Regions from separate parts of the Homo sapiens genome. Here region 2 is linked to region 1. The links are chromatin contacts, found by Hi-C or POLR2A ChIA-PET in ENCODE. All regions are on one chromosome and are shown on one strand. Each heading gives the region's core, a stretch centred on a gene start or an enhancer-like site at or near the end of the contact. The rest is flanking DNA. Distances are from core to core; before and after follow the strand shown. Region 1 overlaps NOL4L (nucleolar protein 4 like). Region 2 holds the start of COMMD7 (COMM domain containing 7).

Region 1 (2,700 bases), core at 48-2,547:
ACATGTGGCTGCAGAAACACAGCTTGTTTCCCTTGCTGGGCAGCGGAACTGCTCTGGGTTAGGTACACTGTGAACCTTCCCAGGCCTGCCCCTGGTAACTCTGAAACCCACATTGCAGAAGCCCATGGCATCCCGGCAACCAGGCAGACCCCCCGCCCCGCAGGCTGCCAGTCCTATGGGCTCTCTCCCTCATCTTTGGGAGGAAGGAGCCAGGAGCTGGGGCACTGGGGCCCATGGAGATGCTGAGAACACTGGGGGCAGTGCAAGCTTGGGCCTGAGCCACCCAAAGGCCTTGGCCCAGATTCCGCCACCCTGGAGTGTGTCCACACCTCTCACCTGAGGACAACTGGGAGCAGGGGGCCGGGCACAGCCCCTCCTCAACTGCCACCAAGGGGCACTCACCGTCCTCTTGACTGTGGAGGTTCTGCGGGCTCCGCATCCTCTCGTCCTGGCTGGGGCTCAGGCTGGAGGCCAGGTGCGGGTCAGCTGACATCCATGTGGAGTCGCTCATATCAAAATCCTCGCTGCTCACAGAAGTCTCATCCTGAGCAGGGACAAAGAAGGTGGGCATTCAGCAGGGACGGGCTCTCATCAGCCTGAGGCAGCCTTGTGGGTGGACCCCAGGGCCAGTGGGCGTTTGGGAGTGCCCTGAAGGCGGCAGGAGCCCTCAAACCTTGAAGTGAGGGCTGGGTGGTGCTCCCCCTTGCCCGGTGGAAGTGGCCCCGGCTCTGGTTCCTGTCGGAAGCCAAGGCTAAGGGCCGGCACTGTCTGTAATTGAAGACAATTATGAGGTCTCGCATCCTGCAGGGGCGGATGGCAGGGCCTGGCTCTTACCCTTGTGAGCCAAGGTTGAAACAAGCGCTGTAAACAAGGGCTGCCGCTCCCTGCTCTCAGCCCAGGGACCGGGGCTCACTCTGCACAGGACCCGGCGGCAAGAAGCGGGCAGCAGCACATGCCCGCCACCAGGCACTGAGGCTGAGCTGAGTGCCCCCAGCAGGCCTGGCGCCCTGACTCCCATGAAGCATGCATGGAATTCCTTTCTCCCACTCCCCCAGCCCAGAGGACGTTTCTGTCTTCCTCCTTCCTAACCTTTGCTGTGCTTCAAAGATACGCTCTTGGGCAGCTTCCAGGGCTGAAAGGGCCAGCCCCAGAAGTGCAGAGAAGGAAGGGGGCGGGGCAGGCCAGGGTTCGGACCAGACCGCAAAGGGGGTTCAGCTCAAGGGCCTGGGGGGCCGCCAGGGCGTTCCAAACAGCCGGATGGCCTGCTAGAGAGGACCACGCCTGCCTCCTCTCTCCTCGCTGCCGGCTTCGGGCCGGCCCTTGGCCAGTCATCCGGGAACCCCCGGGGCGGGGCCCCTTCAACCCAGCCCTCCAGGGGGAAGGGCCCCCACCTCCTCCAGGCCCAGCCTTTCAGGAGCAGCAAGCAACTGTGCCTGGGAGCTGGCTGTAAAACCAAGAAAGATGACCCAGCAGCTCCCACACCCGGAGTTCTGGCCTCCCCCCAGCAAGACACAATGGCCTCTGTGGGCCCCCAGTGAGGACCTCTGACAGAGCACCCCCCAAGCCTCCCCTCCGGGGCCCCCCTCACAGACACCTCTTTTATAGTGAGCAAACACACTTTGGTTGGAACTTTCTTAGACTGCTGTCCCTGAGGCAGACACATCTGCTCCAAGTGCTAGGGAACCAGTGTGGATTCGCCTCCACTCCCTCCCCCACCGGCTGGGCTGGTAGGGAGTTTCCTGGAATTTATAGCTTCTGTGCAGTGTGGACCCTCTGCTGAATCCAGAGGACAGGAGCTGGGCTGTGACGCCTGTAGTCCCCACGCGGCACACCCAGGGCCTCGGGGGATGGACAGAGCCCACGTGTCCTCTAGTGTCCTCTCCCCACACACAGGCACACGCACTCACTCTGCCTCCCTCCCACAGGCTGCCTGCTCCATAAACACAAGCACCTCCACCCACAGCCCTCCTTCGTGAAAACTCGCTCACACACCCGGAGGGACACACACACACACACACACACACACACACACACACACGTTCAAAAGGCTCTGCACAAAGGGTACAAAGGGACAACAAAACTCTCCCCTGTGCTAACTGGATGGAGGGAGACGAAGGGGAGGGGGAAGAGAGGCTGGCAGGTGGGGGAAGGTTCCTTGGAGCCTTGAGCAAGGCTGCAAGGTGCAGCCGGCTCCCCATCTTCCCAGCTGGTCGTGCCATGCGGGCTCCGGGAACCAGGAACGGGGCATCTTGCATGGGCCCCTTGCTACTTCCTGGATGCCCAGGGGGTGCCATGCTCTGGGTTTGACCTGAAGTCACAGCTGAAGGAGGAAGACTCTTGGGTATTGTTCAAATGCTCACGACTTAAAAGACAGAGTATTCTAGTAACAGTTGAAAGTGCCACCTACTCCAAACTCCCCATCCATCCATTCGACAGGTATTTACTGAGCACCTGCTATGGGCCAAGCTCCGCTCTAGGTGCTGGGAAACTCAGCTGTGGACCAGACACACTCCTGGCCTGCCTGGCACCCCTCGATCCACGAGGGAGATGGACAATGAGCAGAAAAACATTGATGACGGCTGCAAAGCACATGGAAGCAGGGCAAGAGGGCAGAGGGACCTGTTTGCCAGGGCAGCCCAGAAAAACCCCACGGGTCAGAAATGCTGGAGCAGAGGCCTGCGAGAAGTGAGGAGGGGAGCC
Region 2 (2,700 bases), core at 74-2,573, 270 kb after region 1:
GCCACTGCACTCCAGCCTGGGTGACAGAATGAGACTACGTCTCAAAAAAAAAAAATTAATTTCCATTTCTATTTAATTTTTAAATGTGGCTACTACAAAATGCAAAGTTAGAAATGTGGCTTGCAAATTTTTCTATTGCATAGCTCAAGCTTAGAACCTTCCTGTCGTTACAAGTTCTAAGTTTGGTTTTTATCTCGCAAGCAGCACTACTGTGTGGGAAGTTGTGGGGGGTATGGAGATGAAAGAAGAGGGGCGCTACCTCCTGGGAAGTGACAACCTAGCGGGGGAAATAGATGTATCTTCCCAGTGGGGGTGAGAAGTGTCATTCTCACCTATTTCAGCAGCCTTGGTGGTATGAAAAGGCATCCCAACCAGCACAGAAGCAGGATGCCTCCAAGACTGCCTTGGTTGGCACCTGCAGCCTGAAGGGGGAGAAAAAGGCTTTGCTAGCTCCCCTACCATCGAGGATGAAGACCCCCACTGTACACAGTGTATAAGGTTTCTTTCCATGTGAATCCCAGTGACTCTCCTTAACTGGGTGGAGGTGGAAGGTGTCATCAGCCTTGTCCCAGATCGAGCCCCTCAGGCCCACAGAGCCCCAGTGGGGCCTGGCTATTACTGACACTCATGTCACACTGAGATGTAAGACGGCAGCCCAGGCCAAGCTTCCCCGGGCCCCCTCAGATTCTCGGGCCCTCCCACTCCCCTCAGGCTTCCTCGGCCTCCCTGCCAAACATCTATCTCCCTTTGGACCCCACTGCTCCCCAAAACTCCCCACGCCCTTAGTCTGTTCCTTCAGTTCCCCAAACTCCTTCAGCCTCATCTAGACTCCCCTCCGTCCCTCTTCTAGGACCCCAAAAGCTCTCCTCGGCCCCAGGACCCCGCAGAGGTCCCGTAGTCCCATCTCTGAGACCCCACAAAGCCTTTCGGACCCCTCAGGTGGCCCTTAGGCCTCCGGAGATCCCTTGGCTCCCCACACTCTCCTCAGACCCCAGCTCACCTTAGCCTCGCCCCGAACCCACCTCACACACCCCAAACGCCCACAAGACGCCGCTCTGTCTAGTCTCTCCCAACTCCCGCGCACCCCCGGACGTCCCCCCCACCCCAGGCCCGGATCCTGGAATCACCTGGGCCCCGCGCCCCACGCCCCGCCGCCGGGCCCACCTGCGCGCCCAGCTGGTTCAGCTGCTGCATGTCGCCGCCCACGGCCTCCGGCACCGGGTCCTCAGTGCAGTGCAGGCGGCCCATGGCGCGCGCCCCAGCCCCGCAGGTTCCACCGCCGCCGCCGCCCTGCTCAGCTTCCTCCTCCGCTGCCGCTGCCACCGCTGCCGGCCTCTCCGCGCATCCACAACCGCACTTTCGCCACGGCCGTCGCAGCGCACTCCTCCCCCGGCCGCCCTGGGCTGTCCGGAGCCGGGGAGCCCTCGCAGGGCCGCGGACACGCGCGGCCGCCGGGCTCCGGGGAGGGGCAGGGGCGGCGCCGGCACCGGCAGACGCGAGGTTTCCTGCCAGCTCTCCCGCTGAGTGACCTTTGGGTACGGCGCTTGGCCTCTCTGAACCTCAGTTTCACCATCTGAGAAAATGATGGCTGGGGTAGCTCCTTAAATGAGTTAAGCCTCCAGAAATGTTTAACGCAGAGACCGGCACACAAGAGGTCTTCAATCAATGGCTAGCTGCTATTATCATCATCACTGTTACTATGCACTCCAGAGATATTTATGGCAGCCTACTCGATGCCAGACACTGGGGACAGGGAAGGGAACAAAGCAGGCCAGAGTGTCTCTCGGAGAGCTGACATCAGAGTAGAGACTAGGTCTCAACCTTGGAAGGGCATCAGCATCACCCCAGCATCACCTGGTATTGCCGGGCCCCGCCCCCAGAGGATCTGATTCGAAAGGCCAGGGTGGAGCCTGAGAATTTGCATTTCCAATAAGCACCCAGGGACTACACTTTGAGACCTTCTGGAGTGGAAGAAACTGACTTACCAAAGTTTCCTCAAAATAGTGCGAGGGCTTTGACTGTGCGGGGCAGGGAGGGTGGTGGTGAGGTGGGTGAGGGGAGGTTACTGAGACCGTGATCATCACTGCAGCCCCTCAAACACTCTAACCCCCATGCCCTCTCTTCCCAGGGGCTCCTCACAGTTCCCAGGTGAATATTACCCTAATCCCCACTGGAAACATGAGAAAATAGAGACATGCTACCCAGAATCTAGGAACTGAACGCCAAGCCTAAGGGCTTCACCTAGCCCCTAAGTCCAGCCTTGAGGGTAAAGAGGTAATGCCGAGAAACCTGGAGCAGGGAAATGTGGGGGGTTTGGCTGGCCTTCCTCACCAGCCCTCCTCCTCTCCTCTACCCTTTCCTGAAAATCCCTTCTGTAAAAGTATAAACAAAATGTCTTCTACCCGGCCCGGCGCGGTGGCTCACTCCTGTAATCCCAGCACTTTGGGAGGCTGAGGCGGGCGGATCACTTGAGGTCAGGAGTTTGAGACCAGCCTCAACATGGAGAAACTCCGTCTCTACTAAAAATACAAAATTAGCCGGGCGTAGTGGTGCATGTCTGTAATCTCAGCTACTCGGGAGGCTGAGGCAGGAGAATTCCCTGAACCCGGGAGGCATAGGTTGCGGTAAGCCGAGATCGCGCCATTGCACTCCAGCCTGGGCAACAAGAGCGAAACTCCGTCTCAAAGAAAAAACAAAAAA

The links. A loop is a pair of places that touch in the nucleus more often than their neighbours do. ChIA-PET counts read pairs that join two places held with the same protein, here RNA polymerase II (POLR2A). Pooled maps may share reads with other maps.
Region 2: a loop to region 1 is called in a pooled map, with 3 times the contacts of the local background. The contact joins the promoter of COMMD7 here to the enhancer-like site in region 1. A Hi-C loop is called at or near these places in 1 of 168 maps with a recorded cell type or tissue (Caco-2) and 4 of 50 pooled maps. POLR2A ChIA-PET finds 5 or more read pairs at or near these places in 2 of 52 experiments (CD8-positive, alpha-beta T cell and PC-9).

What each region holds. Positions count from the first base shown.
Region 1 is chr20:32,474,199-32,476,898 of GRCh38, forward strand. NOL4L (nucleolar protein 4 like) reads right to left here. Exons shown (of 11, transcript NM_001256798.2): 5 at 403-544. Among named protein-coding and RNA genes, the nearest start is that of NOL4L-AS1, 86 kb to the right of the region's middle. RefSeq lists enhancers at 342-1,113, 2,658-2,700 and a silencer at 1,297-1,486. Within about 2 kb of position 1,298, at least 33 of the 41 ENCODE cell types and tissues checked have a DNase peak (open chromatin) inside an H3K27ac peak, as active enhancers do; they include PC-9, where a contact is called at or near this core.
Region 2 is chr20:32,742,144-32,744,843 of GRCh38, forward strand. COMMD7 (COMM domain containing 7) reads right to left here and starts at 1,324. Exons shown (of 9, transcript NM_053041.3): 1 at 1,165-1,324. The coding sequence starts at 1,248. RefSeq lists silencers at 1-115, 1,100-1,169, 1,350-1,579 and enhancers at 160-987, 1,875-2,700.